Regions from separate parts of the Homo sapiens genome. Here region 1 is linked to region 2. Evidence: chromatin loops called from intact Hi-C (ENCODE). Cell type or tissue: IMR-90. All regions are shown on one strand. Each heading gives the region's core, and the rest is flanking DNA. Links, peaks and the distances in the headings are about the cores only. Region 1 has its middle 52 kb from the start of KLHL15. Region 2 has its middle 82 kb from the start of ZFX.

Region 1 (5,383 bases), core at 249-5,248, 260 kb before region 2:
GGCTGGAGTGCAGTGGTGCGATCTCGGCTCACTGCAAGCTCCGCCTTCTGGGTTCACGCCATTCTCCTGCCTCAGCCTCCTGAGTAGTCGGGACTACAGGTGCCCGCCTCCACACCCGGCTAATTTTGTTTTTGTATTTTTAGTAGAGACGGGGTTTCACCGTGTTAGCCAGAATGGTCTCGATCTCCTCACCTCGTGATGCGCCCGCTTCGACCTCCCAAAGTGCTGGGATTACAGGCGTGAGACACCGCCCCTGGCCGATTATATGTTTTTAAATTCTAGCATCATAGCAATTCACAGGAAGGCTCAGAAGATTAGACTGCCTGGGCTCAATCCTGACTCTTAGGTAAGTTATCTCCTTCCCTGGGTTTTGGTTTTCTCATCTATAAAATGAGGATAATTCCTGTCTTATAGAGTTGTTCAAGGAGTGAATGGCTCAATATACATATAAAGCACTTAGAGGCCGGGCGCGGTGGCTCACGCCTGTAATTCTAGCACTTTGGGAGGCCGAGGCGGGCGGATCACAAGGTCAGGAGATCGAGACCATCCTGGCTAACACGGTGAAACCCCGTCTCTACTTAAAATACAAAAAATAAAAAAATAAATAAATTAGCAGGGCGCGGTGGCGGGCGCCTGTAGTCCCAGCTACTCGGGAGGCTGAGGCAGGAGAATGGCGTGAACCTGGGAGGCGGAGCTTGCAGTGAGCCAAGATCGCGCCACTGCAGTCCGGCCTGGGCGAAAGAGCGAGACTCCGTCTCAAAAATAATAATAATAAATAAATAAATAAAGCACTTAGAACAGTGCCTGTCACATGGTGTGTGTTTAAATGCTTTTTAGCTATCCTGAAATTGTGAAAGACAATTTGGCAGAGTGTATGAATCTTCAGTTACAATCTTTTTCTCCAGAAAGTCCAGCTGTTGCTCCATTTTCTTCTGAAAGCTAATGTTGCAGAGAATTCTGAAACCAAAGAGGCTTTGTTTCCTTAGAGCAGGGTGGTTAAGAGTCTGGGGTTGGACTGCCTTGGTATGAGTCCTGGCTCTCCCATTTACTGGATGTGTGACCTTGGACAAGTTGATCTCTCCTGTAATGTGGGGCAACTCATAGACCCTCCCTTTCGTGGACCCTTTGCATTTGTTGGCCAAACCATCCTTCCTCCCTTTTAGTTGTTTGGGTTTTTTTCACTCCAACCTTTTGATTCAGGTGGGACTTGCATTCATAGCAGCTTCACCCCCTTGCCAATATCTCACTGAATTCTGTTGGCCACTGTGCTGGATCTAAGTGTTGAGCATGTACCCTGAAGACAACAGGAGTCCTTCTATGGGCAAACCAGGAGGGAGACTCTTTCTTCCTTCTGGGGTTCCTGAGCTAGGATTACGTGAACCTGGAGCTGCCTGGGCCTCACCTGGAAGCCTGTCTGCAGTAGGAGAGGCTCAGGCTACCACAAGAACCAACCGGAGCTGAGCAGCTGGAGAGCAGAGGCACCCCGACAACATGGGTTGAGTTCCTGCATCCAGCCAACGTCCAGGCTGGCGCCGCCACTTTATTGGGATGCTGTGTGGTTTAAATAAGAGAATTCGTGTAAAGCGCCAAGTATGTGTCAGACACAAGGCAAGTCCTCAAGAAAAGATGATCTGTCTCCTCCTGTCATAATGAGTGTAGGAGTTTTTTTCCTTGTAGTTAAAAATTGTTGGGCCTGGAGCAGTGGCTCATGCCTGTAATCCCAGCACTTTGGGAGGCCAAGGTGGGAGGATCACTTGAGGCCAGGAGTACGAACCCAGACTGGCCAATATGGTGAAACCCCGTCTCTTACTAAAAGTATAAAAATTAGCCAGCCGTGGTGGCACGTGCCTGTAGTCCCAGCTACTTGGGAGGCTGAGGCAGGAGAATTGCTTGAACCCGGGAGGCGGAGGTTGCAGGGAGCCGAGGTGGCGCCAATGCACTCCAGCCTGGGCCACAGAGCAAGACTCTGCTCAAAAATAAAAAAAGAAAAAATAAAATTGTTGCCAAATGTGTGTACGTGTAGGTAGCTGATTCTCCTGAAATGTGGTAAATTCCTTCAGTCTGCAGATACTGATCTTTCTTAAGCTTAGGAAAATTGTTTCCAAAGCTCTTTCATGATTGCATCTCTTGGCCAGGAACGGTAACTATCTGTGTGTTGGTGCCGCATTCTCTGTTCTCCGTATCTGTCATCTCTCTCATAATTTTCTCTCTCCTCCACCTCCGAATGTGGGAATTCCTCAGGGCTTGGCCTTGGTGAAAGTATTAATTATGAGAGCAGTTGACTCCTTGTTCCACCCCAACCTTCCATCCAAGGGCCGTCCAAGGGACAGAGGAGGAATCTTAAGCCACCTCCTGCCTCGAGCCCAGCTCCTTCCCACAGGCCACCAGGGGAAATGAGTTTCTGCCTCGTCTGGGTCCCCCATTGTCTTTCTAGCAGTGGTGCTGGCAGGTGTGGGTGATATAGGACTTGGTGACACAGACTTTCTGCAAAGCCAGTGGGAAATGCAACAGCTCTGCAGGATCCCAGAGACCCCTGCTGTGCAGCCCAGCAGCTCCAAAGGCCGCACCTGAGAGCCTGTTGGAAACGCAGACTCTCGTGCCTTATCCTGGACCCCTGAATCAGAACGAGTATTTCCACAACATCCGTGGGTGATTCGTGTGCACATTAAAGTTTGCGAAGCTCTGCTCCAGGATGCAGGCTCAGTTTAACCTTTTTCATAAACCATTTTTTGTCTACCTACGAAGTTTTTTTTTTTGAGACGGAGTCTCGCTCTGTCACCCAGACTGGAGTGCAGTGGTGCGATCTCAGCTCACTGCAACCTCCGCCTCCCAGGTTCAAGCGATTGTTCTGCCTCAGCCTCCTGAGTAGCTGGGATTACAGGCCCCCGCCACCATGCCCGGCTAGTTTTTGTATTTTTAGTAGAGACAGGGTTTTACCATGTTGGCCAGGCTGGTCTTCAACTCCTTACCTCAGGTGATCTGCCTGCCTTGGCCTCCCAAAGTGCTGAGATTACATGCGTGAGCCACTGCACCCAGCCTCTCAAAGTCATTCTTCACAGTGAAAACCCCCAACTCCTCACCAGACCAGATCACATAATACTGTCTTTACTATTAATACCTATTTTATTTTCATGTGATATTTTCCCTCAATATAATGTTTTTATTTTTATTTTTTTTGAAACAGTCTCGCTCTGTTGCCGAGGCTGGAGTGCAGTGGCGCGATCTTGGCTCACTGCAAGCTCTGCCTCCCAGGTTCACCCAATTCTCCTGCCTCAGCCTCCCGAGTAGCTGGGACTACAGGTGCCCACCACCACGCCTGGCTAAATTTTTTTGTTTTTAGTAGAGACGGGGTTTCACTGTGTTAGCCAGGATGGTCTCGATCTCCTGACCTCGTGATCCCCCCACCTTGGCCTCCCAAAGTGCTGGGATTACAGGCGTGAGCCACCGCGCCCGGCCAAAACTCAGAAATTCTTAAGAACAATATAATGTTATCACCAAAAAGTGAGAGCTCTGTTGCCAGGGCACTTTGACATTTACTTCATTTTCATGTGATATTTTCCCTTACTCTAATGTTATTACCATGAAGCGGGGGCTTCGTTGCCAGGGCACCTAGTAGTCATGTATGCACAATTCAGACTTCACTGAAACCTTAATTCTACTTGGTCTCTGTTACTGGGTCCTTTGGCTTGCCTCTCCCTTGCGAGAATGCCAAGACATGACATAGTTGTGTTAACAGCTTCTGTTTTGTTGTTCTATCTTTAAGAGTCACTGATTCGAATACTTTCCTCCAAGTTTAAAAAGTTAACTCATTTTGTTTGTACCCACAAACCTTGATATATTTTCTTTCTCCCATATTGGATCAATATTGCCCCCCCACAACAATAACAAAATATTACCGGCTAACATTGGTTACTGTACATCATTGACATGGTTAATCTCACTTCATCCTCACCAGAACTCCACGAGGTAGATGGGAATATTCCTTTTGCAGATGAGGAAACTCAGGCTGGAATAGTAAGTGGGAGTTGGCTCCTTCTCTTTAGGAGACTTTATCATTCTCATGGGAAAATATTGCTTGTACCATGATGGGTGTATGGAGAATCATTATATTATTTTACTTTTGTGTTTGACTATTTCCATAAGGAAAAAGTACATAAAACCAAAATAAAGAAGCACTATCTGTAATAGTGGGCGACTGTCCAATGTGTCTCTCCTGTTCTGACCTATCTTCTGAGCTTCATCCAGATTTATAGATCTAGGACTTTTTCGACCTCCTCACTCTTGTACACCTCACAAGCATTGGAGGCCTAATGCACCTTGTATTAGTCCGTTTTCACACTGCTGATGAAGACCTACCTGAGACTGGGCAATTTACAAAAGAAAGAGGTTTAATTGGACTTACAGTTCCACGTGGCTGGGGAAGCCTCACAATCGTGGCAGAAGGCAAGGAAGACCAAGTCACGTCTTACATGGATGGCAGCAGGCAGAGAGAGAGAGAGCTTGTGCAGAAAAACTCCCCCTTATAATAACCATCAGATCTCGTGAGACTTACTATCACAAGAACAGCATGGGAAAGATATTTCCCATGGGAAACACCTGTCCCCATGATTCAATTACCTCCCACCAGATCCTTGCCTCAACGCATGGGAATTCAAGATGAGATTTGGGTGGGGACACAGCCAAACCATATCACACCTAAACCCATACTCTTGCTATTTTCTCCCCAAATTGCTCTTCTCCCCATCTTTCCCATTTTAATTAACAGCATCATCACATGCCCTGGGCTCAAGTTGGAAATCCAGGAGTTGTTTTGGGTCTCTCATCTCTAGCACCTCCAATATCCACTCTATCACCACGTTCTGCCAGTCTTAACCTCCAGAACATGTCCTAACTCCATTCACTTCTTTTTGCGGTGTCAGCCCAAGACATCATCACTCTTCACATTGCCCTGACCCCCTCATTGAGCTTCCCAATTCTATCCTTACCTCCCTTCAGGGACCAGATGACCTTTTAAAATATAAATTGCAGCTGGGCTTAGTGGCTCACACCTGTAATCTCAGCACTTAGAGAGGCAGGAGGGGGGTGGATCGATTGAGCCCAGCAGTTCGAGACCAGGCTGGGCAACATGGTAAAACCCATCTCTACAGAAAAATTAAAAAATTATCCAGGCATGGTGGTATAAACCTGTAGTACCAGCTACTCAGGATGGTGAGGTGGGAAGATCACCTGAGCCCAAGGAGGTCGAGGCTATAGTGAGGCAGGATCGTACCATTGCACTCCAGCCTGGGTGACAGAGTGAGACCCTGTCTAAAATAATAATAATAAGCTGGGCATGGTGGCTCACGCCTGTAATCCCAGCACTTTGGGAGGCCGAGGCGGGTGG
Region 2 (5,383 bases), core at 124-5,123:
AATACATTTTGCTCACTTTTCAATAGGCTTTTTTTTTTTTTACTGTTATGAGTTTATTATCTGGATACAAATCCTTTGTTGGGTATATGATTTGCAAATGTTTTCTTCTAGTTTGTATCTTGCAAAAGTTTTGGCTATTATTAATCTGTTATTAATTCTAGCCAGTATATTTCATCTTGGACATTGTAATTCTCATCTCTTGAAGTTTGATTTGGGTCTTTAAAATAAATCTTCCATGTCTTAACTTTTTGAACATATGAAATACTGTTATAACTCTTAATGTTCCTGTCTACTAATTCTAACATCCGTTCATTTAGGGGTTGGTTTTGATTGATTTATTCCCCACCCACCCCCCTATTTTGGGTTGTATCTTCCTTCTTTCCGTGCATAGTAATTTTTTTTTTTTTTTTGAGACAAGGTTTTGCTCTGTCACCCAGGCTGGAGTGCAGTGGCGTGATCGTGACTCATTGCAGTCTTGACCTCCCAGGCACAAGCGATCCCATCTCAGCCTCCTGAGTAGCTGAGACCACATACATGTGCCATCACACCTGGCTAATTTTTAAAATTTTTGGTAGAGATGAGGTCTCACTATGTTGCCCAGGCTGGTTCTCGAACTCCTGGGCTCAAGCGAGCCTCCCACCCCAGCCTCTCAAAGTGTTGGGATTACAGGCATGAGCCACAGGCGCGTGCCTGACCTGTGCCTAATAATTTTGGATTGGATACCAGACGTTATGAATTTTACCTTGCTGAATGTTTGATAATTTTTATTCCCATAAACATTCTTGAGCTTTATTCTGGGACACAGTTAAATTACTTGGAAACAGTTTGATCCTTTCAGGTCTTGCTTTTAAAATCTGTTAGGCAGGACCAGAATCCTTTAGGATTAATTATTCCCACAACTGACCCAAGACTCTTCTGCGTACTCTACCAAATTCCCTGTGCATTTTGAGGTTTTCCAGTCTCGTTAGTGGAAACAGTCCGTTTCCACTTGGCCCTGTGTAAATTCTCAGCACCATTCCCTCTAATCTCTTCAGCTGGTTCATTCCCTGGCCTTGGGTAGTTTCCAAACATGCTTGGACTGATTAGTACTCTGTTGAATACTCAAGGGGAACCCTCTGCAGATATCTGGAGTTTTCTCTGTCTTTGCAGTTTCCTCCTCTCTGGTACTCATTCCTGCAGATTCTAGCTGCTTTGTCACCCCAGATTCTCAGTTTGTCTCCTCAACTCAGGCTGTTTGTTAGGTTATGCAGGGTTCTCCTTCCCCGCACCGTGACCTGGAAACTCTTTCAAGGCAGTAATGCAGGGCAATTTTAGGGTTTACCTTGTTTCCAAGCTCTCTCCATGACTGTTATTTGTTGCTTTAATGTTCAGTGTCTTGTAACCTATTGTTTCATCCCCCCCCCACCATCTTTTTGGTTGTTTTGGATGGGAGGATAAAGGTAATCTTTTTAGTCGATCTTGGCCAGAATCATCCTAATAGTTTTTCATTGAATGTTTGGTATTGCACATGAAAAATTATAGACATAATTTGATTCCCTGTACAGTGTTTTTTCTTTGTTTTTGAGACAGTGTTGCTCTGTCGCCTAGGTTGGAGTTCAGTGGTGTGATCTCTGCTCACTGCAACCTCTGCCTCCCAGGTTCAAGCAATTATCAGATTATCTCCTGCCTCAGCCTCATCAGTAGCTGGGACTACAGGCACATGCCACCATGCCCGGCTAATTTTTTTTGTTGTTGTTGTTGTTATTTTTAGTAGAGATGGGGTTTCACCATGTTGGCCAGGCTGGTCTCGAACTCCTGACCTCAGATGATCTGCCTGTCTTGGCCTCCCAAAGTGCTGGGATTACAGGTGTGAGCCACCACGCCCTGCCTACGGTGTTATTTTCTTATAGTTTTATTTTAGCTTCTGGCTGTCAGTTGAAAGTGGGCCAGTTCTCCTTAATCTACTCAGGGATTGAGCTGATTTGAATCTGGGAATAAGTCTTTTTGAGGGCTTATTCACTTCTGATTCACCAGTTTTCTAAATATTTGGCCTTTCAGATATTCCAGCTGAAAGCATGGAGTGTTTATGAGGGTCTCTTCCTTGGTGGACTCTAAAGTCTAATTTCCTCCCTATCCCTTTGAGACTGTTGGAAGCACTGCACAGCTCCTCCGTATATATGAGTCATCACTTTCTGCTCAGCTTTTCAGCCTTTCAGCTGTGTGTGTGTGTGTGTGTGTGTGTGTTTTAAATCAGTAGATGACTCGATGGAAAAGCAGCACTGAATGTTGGTCTCATCTTTGTATGTTTCTCATCTATCTTTGCTCTCACGTCCTCATTGTACTAGTTCTGATACCTTCAAATAGATCTTAAACATCTTGTCTAGTTTTTCTGATTGTGCTTAGTGAGAGAGTTGGTATGCAAAAAGTTAGTCTACTTCTGCCTGAAACAGAAAACCTACCTTTCATTTTTTGTTGTTGGTTATTTTACTTCATCAAAGTGTTTGGAATTGGCATTCTATTCTATGGTCATAATTTACAGAGTTGTTTAGTGGTAGTTCTAAATGTATATGGTTACACTGTTCACCACCAGCCTTTTCACCATTGCAGTGCTGTTTTTGAGCTGTTTATTTTGATTCAGGATTTAGTTGGCTGGATTTTATTCACAAAAATTTTTCTCTGGGATCCTCCTTCCCCTGTTCCAACTGGCTTGATTTCTCTCCAGGTTGATTTGTGCAGCTGCTATCCTTGAATTACTTATTATTTTCCTAGTTATATTTACTATTTCTTTAACATTATATCTTTCTCTTTCTAGGCTTACATAGTCACATGCTGGAACACATCCTCTAAATTCCTGAAAAGGGTTTAAGAAGATAAATATTAAGTCCATGCATGTCTCAATACGTCTTTCTTCTGTTCTCACTCTTGACAGTTGCAGCTATATTAGTGCCTTTCTTATTACATTTAGAGGTACTGATGAGAATTCTAAGCATAATCTCATTCCATTTTATTTTGAAGCAGTATGTCTTTTCTCTTTGGTAACTTTATGAATTTTATTCTTTATTCTTGGTGTCCTGATATTTCCCCATGATAGACCCAGATATATTTTTAAAAACTGATCTTCCTTGCATTTGAGCGACTCTTTAAATATGAAAACTGGTGTCTTGTTTTCACCTCTGGGGAATTTTCATCTCATTTCAAAAATGATTTTCTCCCCTCTCTTTTCTTTAGCTTCTCTGGAACTTTCATCAGATCAATGTTGATACATCTGGATCTTTGTTTTCTAACTTTTCTTGGACATTTTTGTCTTTGTCTCTTTTGTTCCCCTTTTGCACTTTTTTTTTTTGAGATGGAGTTTTGCTCTTATTGCCCAGGGTGGAGTGCAATGGCGTGATCTTGGCTCACTGCAACCTCCGCCTCCCAGGTTCAAGTGATTCTCCTGCCTCAGCCTCCCAAGTAGCTGGGATTACAGGCATGTACCACCATGCCTGGCTAATTTTGTATATTTAGTAAAGATGGGGTTTCACTATGTTGGTCAGGTTGGTCTTGAACTCCAAAACTTCAGGTGATCCACCCATCTCGGCCTCCCAAAGTTCTGCAATTACAGGTGTGAGCCACCGTGCCCAGCCTGCACTGTGTTTTTAAAAATCACTCAGAAAAATTTTTTCTCCAGCTAGAGTTTTTTGATATTCAATTTTTAATTTTCTAATCTTTCACTGGTTTGTTTCTTCACAGCCAGTTCTTGTTTTATGAATGTGATCACCTCTTTAATCTTTCTCCAGATATTAATTATAATGGATTTTAAGTCATCTTCTGTTTTCCATATATACCCCTAATAATTTTAATGTAAATCAAGACCATATGTAATCCATTTATTGCAAGGCATCCATCCAAAGAAATCTAGGTCAGCAGCTAAAATTCATGACAAGTAATTTGCAGCATTTTGTTTCTTGAGAAGAGCCAAAGAGGAAATGTATTTTTAATGCCTAACATCTTAAATATTTCTTCTCCCCAAATATACCCTACACCTCTGGCAATAGAGCTCTGAAAATCTCTCCAACTAGCACTTTTCAGCCCTACCCAAGTCCCCTCTAATATCTAGTCCATACAGCTTCTATTTTTTCCCTTTTGCCCATCTTTTTCCAACTTGGAATCTCTGATACCTTCAAATAGATCTTAAACATCTTATCTAGTTTTTTTGAGACAGGGTCTGTCACCAAGGCTGGAGTGTAGTGGCATGATCATGGCTCACTGCAACCTCTGCCTCCTGGGCTCAAGCGATCCTCCCATCTCAGCCTCCCAGGTCACTGGGAATACAGACGTGCACCACCACGCCCGGCTTTTTTTGCCATGTTGCCTAGTCTGGTCTCGAACTCCTGGGCTCAAGTGATCTGCCTGCCTCAGCCTCCCAACCAAAGTGCTGAGACTACAGGCATGAGCCACCGTGCCTGGCCTTATTTCCTTTTTTTTTTTTAATTTCTCCTTGTGGGTTCTCTACAACAAAGGAAACCTAGGAGCTGTAACATGAAGAATTTTCCTCCCTTAGAAAATGAAGATAGTGAGGGAAGATTGTGAATTTTTGTCCCTGTTAGGCTTTTCCCAAGGAAGTATTTGAAAGTCTCTCTAAACAGAATCCTGGTATTTTATGGTAGCACCCAGAGACAACTTTTCTTCCAGTTCAATCTTTATCCTTTTCCTTTTGGGGTGAATTTAATTACTTATTTTTTGAAATCCTGGAGGTCCTGCCAGGTCGAGCTTGACTCAATCATGATTCCTTCTCACAAACTTCAGAGCCAGGGAGTGGCAGACACGCCACAGTTTCTGCCCTACATAATATGAAAAGGAGGATATGCTCACCAAGCGGTTATCTTTGTGTTTGTAGACTGCTGCTGCATGACCTTCTTTCTTTGCGGCTTGAAGCAAACCCAGGACACACAGAGCCTCCCAATGTTTGGAGCTAGCCCTTTAGCTTTCATTTTGCATGTGTCTGGGTTTCCAAAATGCCAGGGTTATGAGTAGCCAAAAACTCAGTGCTACCCAGTTTTTTTTTTTTTTTGAGATGGAGTCTTGCTCTGTTGCCCAGGCTGGAGTGCAGTGGCATGATCTCAGCTTACTGCAACCTCTGCCTCCTGGATTCAAGCAATTCTTCTGCCTCAGCATCCTGAGTAGCTGGGATTACAGGCACGCACCACCACACCTGGCTAACTTTTGTATTTTTAGTAGAGGCAGGGTTTCACCATGTTGGTCAGGCTGGTCTCAAATTCTTATCTCATGATCTGCCCGCCTCGGCCTCCCAAAGTGCTGGGATTACAGGTGTGAGCTACCGCATCCGACCTGTGCTACCCCACTTCTAACTCATTCTGTTCAGCTGAAAGCAAACTAGTGGGTACAGTCTTGTAACTGAACT

What was found. Peaks named below come from ENCODE experiments on the same cell type or tissue, not always from the same donor. Only the 100,000 strongest peaks of a DNase experiment are listed, where the experiment ranks them.
Region 1: it touches region 2 in a loop (4-fold over the local background); 1 of 110 quality-filtered maps calls a loop at or near these places.

What each region holds. Positions count from the first base shown.
Region 1 is chrX:23,972,152-23,977,534 of GRCh38, forward strand. No RefSeq gene overlaps it. Among named protein-coding and RNA genes, the nearest start is that of KLHL15, 52 kb to the right of the region's middle. In IMR-90, for the core only: no CTCF peak of the experiment used is centred there; no DNase peak of the experiment used is centred there.
Region 2 is chrX:24,229,125-24,234,507 of GRCh38, forward strand. No RefSeq gene overlaps it. Among named protein-coding and RNA genes, the nearest start is that of ZFX, 82 kb to the left of the region's middle. RefSeq lists a cis regulatory region at 1,984-2,335. In IMR-90, for the core only: no CTCF peak of the experiment used is centred there; a DNase peak (open chromatin) is centred at 2,177.